Linked DNA regions of Homo sapiens: region 2 is linked to region 1. A link is a loop called in an ENCODE intact Hi-C map of the cell type or tissue named here. Cell type or tissue: heart right ventricle. All regions are shown on one strand. Links, peaks and the distances in the headings refer to the core of each region. The heading gives the core; the rest is flanking DNA.

Region 1 (5,510 bases), core at 210-5,209:
GGGTGAGGCCAAGGCCAGGAGTTTGAGACCAGTCTAAGCTACATAGCAAGACATCGTTGCCACAAAAAATTTACAAATTAGTCAGATGTGGTGGCATGCATCTGTAGTTCTAGCTACTTTGGAGGCTGAGGCAGGAGGATTGCTTGAGCCCAGGAGTCTGAGGCTGCAGTGAGCTTTGATTGCACCCCTGCACTGCAACCTGGGCAACAGAGCCAGACTCTGTCTCTTAAAAACAAAAAAAAAAGTTTCTCCACCTCTAAGGGGCAGTTCTGTAAACTTGTGGCTGACAGATCACTCAAATCCAGGCAAGTAGCTTTTAATTAATTGAACCAGGATTGGACCCAGAGCCAGCGTTCTTAACTAACCCCTGTAGTTAACTCTCAGAAAAGTCCATGTTCTAATTCCCAGAACCTGTGAATGTGTTAACTTGCATTTCAAAAGAGACTTTGCAGGTGTGATTAAATTAAAGATCTCAAAATGGGGAGATTATGGATTATCAGAGTGGGCCCAGTGTAGTCACAGGGGTCCATACAATTGGAGTACAAGAGGGTAAGAATCAGAGAGGAGGTGTGACCACGATGGAAGCAGAAGTTGGGGTGATGCAGGGTCATGGCCCTTAGAAGCTAGGAAGGAGCAGGGAACGGATTCTCCCCTAAAGCCTCTAGAAGGAGTGCATCCCTGCTCATGCATTTCAGACTTGTGGTCTCTAGAACTGTCTGGAGATGGTGTTGTAAGACAGTAAATGACTATGGCAGCAATCAGATATTCATATAACCCCTACACTATATTTTCATATACCTGACTTTTTCAGTCAAGATTCTGGTGCTCAGAATGGGAAAAACATACAACTTTATGTTAATAAGTTGTATTTCTGTTGGTGCCTCCTACACATGGCAGGGAAGCAGGATTGATTATGGCCTGTGCAATTAATATTTTAACCTAGAGAAAAAATGGGAGAAAGCAGGAAATGTAATTAGACTGTGCCAAAGAAGTGTAATTTTGACAGTTGAGTTGGAAGATGAATGGTGGTTGTGGGGAGAAGAATTTGAAAGGAGGGTAGACAAAAAAAAATCACCCAAAAAGCTGTGGCATTTGCTCAGGAGAGATATGACATGCAGATGAAATTAGGCAATATCAGTGAATATAGAGAGGAATAGATACATTTTTAAACTATGGTAAATAGTACGATTGAAGTGTGTGCCGGGTGCAGGTAAAAAAGGAAGAGGGGACAGCATGATGTCAGACTGGGACTCCCTGAGTTGGAGGTGCCTGTGATATATGGGAGTGGTTGAGGGGCTGAGATTATAAGGGGAGTGAATACAGAAGGGAGCAGAGGATAGGACCCTAGGAAGCATCTATCAAGTTATGGGCAGAGGTTGTACGTAGCACAGAAAGGCAAGAAATTGCCAGGGAAATAGGAAGAGAACCAAAGAGGAGAATGGCTCACCAATAAGGGAGTGGCTCATGCTGCCTGTTAGTCAAGTAGAGAAGCAAACTAGATTTTTCCTTAGGAGGTCACTGGGATCTGTACCATGCCTAGGTAAGAGCAGTTTCAATAGAGGGATTAGAGAGAGGTGTGCTGGATCTCACACCTACTCAGCAGAGGCCCTTGTGCACTGGAGCTCATACCTACTCAGGAGAGTCTCTTGTGCACATCCAAGCCCAGCTCTGCATTCAATGACATCAGCTTTAGATCAGTGATGGTGGAATTACTTGAAATCAGCAAATGCTACAATGCTACAAATCAGGGTGTTCCCTTCTCACATCCTTCCCCATCCCAAGAGTTAAACATTCACCAGCTTCAACTGGGAGAGAAGAAAGCTGAAGCATGACTGATTAAGTCTGCAAGTGAATGGGAGATAAGGAAGTGGGGCTGAGGGAGTTCATTATCTTTCCAGACGTGAGTGGTGAAGGGAAAGCGCACAGTACAGTCACATCTTAAGACCCAGATAGGTTTGAAAGAACATTGCTTTTTCCTGGAAATGTCCCAGACAAGATTGATTATATAGCCTCTATTGTATCACTGAAGTTTTAAGGAATCTTTACTTTTAATGGCATCTCACATATATAAAACCACATTATTGTTATGTAAGAAATTAACCCAGTGCTTTCCTTCTTTCCTGATCGATTAGCACACACTGTCTTTTTGCATCATTTCTCCCATGTGTAGCTCCTCTGTTCATCCACCTTTCTGGAATTGCTTGGCTCCTTCCTGCTTTGTACATGATCCCTTTAAGACAAATCTAGTTTCACACACGAATGCAAATATACTTTTAGGCACTTTTTTGAAGAAGGATACAAGTGGATGCCCAGTTCTCTTTGTTTGTATGTTGGATTTCTGATTAAGATTTCCTAAATAAAGGGCCCCAAACTAATGTTTGAAAAAAAGGGGGGGGGAGGGTAAACATAGTTTCAAGTTTTTTTAATCACTTATTTACACGTTACTCTTTATTCAAATTGTTCTATTTTATCTGTTATCATTATATGCATTTGTAAGATTATGAGTTTTTGTGGAATTAAAATCCAGCACTGAAGAAAGCCCAGGCATTACTTAGTGGGAATTTCTTTGTAAAAAAATAATCCCATTCAGGATTCTCAAGGGAAGTCCAGAGCCCGACTGTAGGTTAATGAGAATAAAAGAAATGATTTAGCACGTGCATACAGCTAATTTGGCGTCAGCATTGTGCTCATGTAAGGATGTAATTATTCTTTTGTCTCTTCTGGGAAGCCCAGAGTATACGTTAATAATCAAGTTCCAGAAGATGGCAGCAAAGGATTTACTATCCAGAGGAAACATGAATGTAATCATTAGTATTCTTGAGATACTTCATTTTGCTTATAGTGATTAAAAGTTACATTGAAACAAAGCTATTTACATCATTTAATAAAGCTTTTTGAATGATTAGCTTTTTCTTTATATTAGAAAGTAGAAATTTACTAGTTTAATGTGTCAAGAAAATATTGTTTAAATCCATGTTTTTAAAAGACTTAATGTAAGCTGCTCACCTCCCAATCCTTTCCCCACCCGCCCAAACTCAACCAGGATCATTGTTCATAGTTAGGGTTCTTTCCCATACTTTTATCCTCTATGCACAAAAATGGTCATATTACATATATTATTCTATAACCTGGTCTTGCCATTTGAAAATCTTTCCATGTTAATCAAAAACTGAATTGTGCATTATTTTATGGTTATATAATTTTATGTATATATTTATAAGTATGGTTGTTTTCAGGTTGCATGAGCAGCCTTGTGGTACATGTAGTTGTTTATTTAGAATACATCCTAGAGGTAGAATAATCAGGTTAAAGTATATGAAAATTAACTGCAGTTATCCTTCCTGCCAAAATGCCTTCCAGGAAAGTCTTTACAATATACATTCCTGTGAATATCATGAGAATGGTTTTTTACCTAAATTTACTCATTAGATACCCTTATTTCACGCTTAGAAGATGGAATTTTATTTCCCAAATTTTATTCTCATTTTATTTTATGCAACTCTACTTACTGTCTCCTTTAAACATCCTTTCATCTATTGTCTCAAAGTAAAAACTAGATATGAAATAAAAACATAAAAGTAAAATGTTATTTTATTTTGTTTTCAAAGTGAAACATTAAAGAAAAAAGACATTATTTAAGTGTAACTGGGAAATGCTCTTTTGTGGGCAAAAATAAATCATTTTAAATTTAATTTATTCCTGTAGCTATTATTCCTAGCATTAGGAAGATACGATTTAATAAAGTACTCTTGAGGAAATTCATTAGGTCACAGGAACTAACATGAAAGCTCTTTATATTTAAAACAGGCAATAATGCTAAGGCATTACTAAATATGTAACTTCAAAGGCACTACATTGCCCAATCACGTACTCCATTTTAGGCATTTTATATACATACACTGTAGCCAAACTTGAGTAAACTTTGATAAAAATTTTCTATTATGCAAGTTTCTTAACCTTAAAATGAACTTCTGTGATTCTTAAGTAAATATTATAGGGTGATGCTTTTATTCTTTGGGCTGGATCCAGATGTCAACTTTTCGTTTTATAACAGCATGTTCTTTGCAACTCATAGCCAACTAATTTTTTCTAGTATGGACAAAGAACAAAGAATGTGCCCTGTAAAAATTTTGTACAAACTTATTTTTCCTGCATTATATATTACGTCTCCTTCTCTTTGTGATTAAAGCCCACGAATATTTTCTTTTGAAAAGTCAATATTATATCTGTTAGATAAGACAAATTTTCCCTATTATCTAACAGCAAATCTGCTTCTTTCTGTTTTTTTTTTTTATTTTAATGTTTTCTGTTTTGTTTTAAAACTTGGAGTGATATGTGTCTGAGATTGGTAGGTGTTGAGAAAAAAATCTGTAATATCTGAAAAGGTATAGATAGTACAAATTTTTTTTGAGAGGGTTTATATTTCAAAAGCCAAATCTTTTGAAAGTTTGGACCCACATTTTAAAAACTCACTGTTTTAAATGAAGTTAGACAATGAAGTAATGAGACATGATTTTGCATCTAGCTTATGAACATCAGTCATATTCAAATGTGCTTTAGACTATTTTGTTTTAGACAAAGCAATTCAAGAATATTATGTCTCAGCTAGAGAGTTCTACTGTCTAGATGAACTATGCTACACTCACTTGTATGTAGTTAGAATCCTAGAATGCCATGGAAATAATGTAATTCTTGGTACATGGATCCTTTGGATAATATTATGGGACCTGTTTGAATACTTTGCAGGACATGGAATGAATACATCAGCGTATGACGCACGTGTTCCATTATTGGACAGCTCTAATTATCACAATTTTATTCTTTATACTTAATCAAAGTATGCATTCCATTTTTCTGTACACTGACCATAGTTTTGTTTTGCAGGGTCATAGAGAATAAATCTAATCTTCCTTTCACATGACAAAACTTTCATTTGGGGAAAGATTTATGTTAATTATTAGCACACTGCCCTCACTTTACCATTTTCCTTTACTGCTGTTTCTCATGTTCCTCATAATTTCAAAACCCATCACCATCCTGGTTGTGCTTTTTTGGATAATCCATTTGATTTCATCCCTTAAGAGTTGTACCTTAAGGTAAACAGAGTAACCCAGATATTATTTAACCTGAACAAGGAATAATCCCTTTTTTAGGTATGGACACTGCTAACATGGCCTGAGCTTACATTAGCATCTTCCTGGCAGATAGGCTCCACTCTTCGTTTACCTTGTGTACGTGTAATCAACCAAAATGCTAAAGCTATCCAGATCCCATAGGATTCAAATATTCTTTAAACTCAAATGTAGGATTTTAAATTTTAATGTGTTAAAGACTGTTTTTGATTTGGGACATCTCTTTTTCAATCTTTCAATCTATAGGTAACTTATTGAGTTCTATTTTATCATCCAACATACTATTTTTCAGTTTCATATTTAAATGTTACAAGTATATCTGCTTGGCACGTGTTTATACAAGTCATTACTAAAAAGAATATTAGGATATTTAATTTA
Region 2 (5,270 bases), core at 271-5,270, 550 kb after region 1:
ATAACCTCTCAAATTCATACCTAGGACCCTGTCCCTGTAAGACTCTGTCCCTAAAGCTATCCTTATTATGACTTCTAGCAGCCATCCTTCTAAGAGGTAGAATCTCTTAAAGCTGCCTTTGTGTGTGTGTGTGTGTGTGTGTGTGCACATGTGTACTGGAGGTGATCACATATTTGAACTGTGATTTAAATGTAATATGTTTCTAAGCAGTGTCTTCCATATTCTAATTTCCCGCCTGTTAGCCTAGCTAGGATGCTTCATGAGTATGCTAAAGGAGGTTGATAAGAACTGCAGAGTAGTCATGAAACATCCCAGCAAGGCCAAACAACAAACAGAGGATGGGTTCAGTCTGATCATAAAACAGGATAACTCTATTGACAAGAGACCTGAACCAGTCTCATGAGGAGGTTAGGCTGCAGTTTTAAAATTCCTCAGAAATCAACATTTTTCTTACAGGATCAGAAAGCCCTTCCAGCTATCTCAGGCATCTTGGCCCTCTTACCTTTCCAGCTGTGGGTAACCACAGTCTTAGATAATGCTCCGGCTAGGGTAAGTTAAGAGGAAAATGGTCATGTTCAAAACAATCAAAGAGTAGAAACCCAAGGAGGGTGACTTGAGGGGTTCTCAGATGTTTCCTTAATCTACTTCCCTGAGGGGAAAAATCTGTGAAATCTTTCTCACAGACTGCCACTAAGTAAGAGTAAATGAAATCATGTATTTTCTTCTTGCATGTACTCAACTGTTTCTAAAGGAGTAAGCGAATCTTTTATGAGCAAACTGTTGAGTTTTCATTTCTCTACAAGGAAAGTTCTCAGCCACTGAATGCACTAAATACAAAGGGTTGAAGGGATTGTTAAATTGAATGCAAGTATTCATTCTAAGTGTTTTACATGAATTAACTTAGCCCTGTATAAAGGTAATTGCTAACATTAGCCCTCTTCACAGAAGAATAAATCTGAGAAACAGATACATGATTTGCCTAAGATCACACAACTAGTATTTGGTGGAGGGGTATAGTTATTTAGCCTGCAAGAAATCTACTGAAGCGTTATAAACTTTAAGGGACTTCATGTCTGTTTTATCAGCTGAAAAGGCAGTGAACATCTATTATTTTTCCCCATTGATATCTAGGTTTCCTTCCACTAATGATGATTTATTTGCCTTTATCAATATACGCAATGATGTGTGTATTCCCTTACAATGAATCCCATGTATCCATGGGATAAGTTTTATATTGAAATTAACAGAGACACCTAAGGTACTTTGGAAGCTCACTTTATCTTCGGCACTTTAAACTCATTGTTTGTCTTGCAGTTCCATTACTCAGACTTTTAACAACTTTCATTTGCAGATTTTGAAGTTTCATAGGATAAATCATAAATTGTACACATAGATTTAAAATGTTCTCCTTAGGAGTGCTTTCGTTTCTGGAAATTGCAGTAAAGCTGAGGATGAGCAAAAAAGGTAAAATATTTGTATACAAAGAGCATCACTGAGAATTTCTTGGAAGACTTAGGAGTTGTAAACTTTAGATCAGTGATTCTCAACTGAGGATAATTTTGTCCCTCATTTGTCATACTGGGGATTGTCATACTGGTGGGATGCCACTGGCATCTGGTGCATAGAGCCCATGCATGCTGCTACTCACCCTACAATGAAGAGGAAGGTCCCCCACAACAAATCACTATCCATTCTCAAATGTCAATAGTGCCACTGTTGAGGAGCCTTGGATTAGAACAATAAAAGCTTTTTAAGGATACACTTTTATAAAGTACAGCTTTTGAAAAGTTTCTTAGACAAAGTATTTTCTATACAGTGTACTGAAGTGTGTGTAAACATATTGCAGATATATGTTTACTATGTATGATAAGAAATGTGTAGTCAGGATTTGTGTGAGCATGTACACAAAAAGATTGAATTAAAAATACATTCTTTTGTGAACTACTTGGGAGAATCTATTTCTCCAGTGTATAAGTCTTTACATTCTTTTTATTTACAGGAAAATGTTTATTTACAGGATACAATGCTTAAACATAACGATATTCATTTTTTGTGTACATTTCTTACAGGACAGCACGCGTCTTATTCTCCACTGTATCCCTCAGAAAACCCAGACCAGTTCTTTAGACACAGTGGAAATTAAATAAAGTATTGGATAAATGTATGGGAAGATGAATAAATTATAACCTATGATTTTAAGTTTATGATATATTTCCATTTAGTCAATGTATGCTTTAAGTGAGATTCATCAGAAAAAGTCTGCTGAACAACCTTATCTAACATCAAATTCGTGTTTTCATCTTTATATAAGGTAGAACAGGAGTCTCAAAACCCTGGGCCATGGACCAGTACTGTTCTGTGGCCTGTTAACGACCAGGCTGCACAGCAGGTGGTGAGGGGCCTGCGAGCATGCATCACCACCTGATCTCCACCTTCTGTCAGATCGGCAGCAGCATTAGATTATCATAGGAGCACAAACCCTACTGGGAACGGTGCATGTAAGGGATCTAGTTTGCACAGTCCTTATGTGAATCTAATGCTTGATGATCTGGGGTGGAACAGCTTCATTCTGAAATCATCCGCATCCTCCTCACCCCACCCCCACACCCCAGTCCGTGGAAAAATTGTCTTCCATGAAACCAATCCCTGGTGCCAAAAAGTTTGGGGACCACTGAGGTAGAAAATAGGTTTTAAAGCTTTCTTGGATAAAGCCTATTTGGAGGACCTAATTCCAGATTTCAAGGGGCTGATTACGGCAAGCACATATAAGTGGCTCATTAGTTAGGATCACTTGTTATAAAGATGCTATGGCCATCTATTTACACATAAATAAATATTCCTAAATATATAAATAATCTTATAATAATATAACCTGTGTCATTACGGCAACTGGTCTTAAGGTAAAGCTTTGGAAATTTTATGTAAAATCACATGTACTTTGGCATAGATATTATTCTAAAGTGAGTGTATCAAGCAAATTTTATTGGATCCAATATTGGGTCTGTGCCTCCCAAAAGGATAAGAATACCAAATGTTCTGTGGTAAAATAATGAGCATCAGTAAATATGAGGGCATAGCTAGGTTTTGGCACAAAGGAGAGTAGGCTAAATCCAATAGTTAAGAGCTTCCTGAGCACTGGAAGTTTCTAAAGGAGTGAAAGTGCAGAGATAAGGGGTGCCATCCAAAGTCAGGTGTCTTGTGAGGCATCCCATAATAAACCATAGTGGAGTCTAGTTTTCACTGAACAATACTATAATATTTTGTGGGAAAGTCATGGGCTAACCTAACTTTCATTTAACGTGCATTCCTGGGAAACTTACAAAACTATCTAAGGCTAAGATTAAAACAAATTTTAAAACCTTCACCATTCTCTAAACCCATGACCATGAAAGACATTACTAATTAATCAAGGACTTTCTTGAACCAGATCTTCAGCTGCAAACCCCTGAATCATCAATTCACCAATGAATTAACTTGATTTCAACAAGAAGTTTCACGGTTACCAAGGAGGCAAGGCCCTTTCCACCTTTCCCACTGTCCAGCTCTCTATCCCAAGTCCGAACAGCAATCTCCAGCTAACTAATCTAACTAATTCCTGATGATCTTAGATGAAAGACTTTCATCCCAAATCCATCCATCTCCCCCACTTCCCTCCTCCCGTCCATGGAAAAAATGTCTTCCATGAATCCGGTCCCTAGTGCCAAAAGATTGGGGACCACTAAGGTAGAAAATCGGTTTTAAAGCATTCTTGGATAAAGTCCAACTAAGCACCGAGAGGTGTTCAGTTTCCAGCAACTGTGCGTTGAAGCCTCAATGTTCTCTTTTTTGGGTATCCATCTCATGAAGCAAATTCTTACAGGCAGCAATTGCTTTGAAAATTTTTTCAGTATTTCTTAACCCGAGGTTTTTAAAATGTACTAAGAGTCTTCATAATTCGATCCTCCTCCACTTCCAACTTTCCATCTTTCAACCTGTTTCTTTGTATTTCTCCTGAGAAAAGTTACATTTTCTAGACATTCATCAGGGTATGGCCTCTTTACAGGACCAGTATGAGTCACTACATAAATTATACACATATATATTTATAAATTATCTAAAATCTAAATAAATGTTAAAAATATATTTATAAGTCTAGCCCTTTGAGCTTTGTCCTGAAATATTATTTTTAGGAGCCTGACAGTGTGTTTATTTATTTAGCCAATGAATACGTTACCAATAAAGGTGAAACTGACTTTTCCCCTAAGGGGTTTCGTTTACCAGGAAAACGAACGTAAGTTGAGGATAGGGGTAGAATACAGGCCAGAATTTTGTTCTTGAAAGAGTAAGAGGACTTCTGGTTTTGAAAGCTAGAACTGAACTCAAGAATAATAAAGTGGAGATAACAGTACACATCTCGGTTTGGACAAAACGTAAGAGTGGACAGAATCAGGGAAGGCTGGCCTTCCTAAACATTGGAGCTTTCCAGGAGAGTCGGGGGAAAAGAGCACAGCTATGAAATCCTGTGAGAAATTCCAACAAACACCAGGAAAAAAGATACACTTCCTTGAGCAATATTACTCAACTCAGACTTATGTTTGATTCAGAATGAAAGAATTTTCTTTTCCAATAAATTAAATCATGATAATGGCATCTTTCATGAATTTAAAAATGTGTTAAATAGTATCAGCTATCTAGAACATAGTGAGGCGAACACTAAATCGGCATCCCTTGCAGTTTCCTTGGTTTCAGGAAAATCATTATTTGTGCTCAGCTAACTGGTCCCTTCCAGAGTTTTCATGCTAGACTCAAATCTAAGTATTTATTATAAATATTATAAAATATAAATTATATTATATTTCGTATAATAATATGAAAAGGAAATTAAATGCTTCTCTTTTCTTCAACTCAGTCTCCGCCAAGGCAGGAAGAACTTTTAAAGTGGTGCGTTAGTTTAAGGAGAATCATAAACCATCAGGATTCTTTAATCTGGCTAAAGACAGGCTCTTTGTTTCTAACTTCTGATCACTAGCGCCCTCCTCGGGAAAAAAAAACACGACAGGTTTCTTCCACCAACAGGCTGCTCCCTGTTTCTGGTTCTCATAAAAGAGAAATAGAAGAGCTTTGGAAGCCAGTGGCAACGATAGAGGGGATTGCTAAAAGGGGGTGCTTCTTCCCACCAAGGACACTTTGGACGTATCTATGGATTTATTTGGGTGCGTCCCAAAAATCCATAGCGACAAATCTCTTCTGGAAAATCAAGTCTTTTGGTTAGCAAAGGCATGGGGGAGTGA

The links. Hi-C counts contacts between places; a loop is a spot of excess contacts. Peaks named below come from ENCODE experiments on the same cell type or tissue, not always from the same donor. Only the 100,000 strongest peaks of a DNase experiment are listed, where the experiment ranks them.
Region 2: a loop joins it to region 1, with 14 times the contacts of the local background. A loop is called at or near these places in 50 of 110 quality-filtered maps.

Annotation. Positions count from the first base shown.
Region 1 is chr4:155,401,311-155,406,820 of GRCh38, forward strand. No RefSeq gene overlaps it. Among named protein-coding and RNA genes, the nearest start is that of MAP9, 27 kb to the left of the region's middle. In heart right ventricle, for the core only: a CTCF peak has its summit at 2,772 (motif pointing right); no DNase peak of the experiment used is centred there.
Region 2 is chr4:155,948,255-155,953,524 of GRCh38, forward strand. The region is part of intron 1 of CTSO (cathepsin O); the gene reads right to left. Among named protein-coding and RNA genes, the nearest start is that of CTSO, 3.0 kb to the right of the region's middle. In heart right ventricle, for the core only: CTCF peaks have their summits at 5,069 and 5,268; a DNase peak (open chromatin) is centred at 5,047; H3K4me3 peaks cover 999 bases; H3K27ac peaks cover 1,830 bases.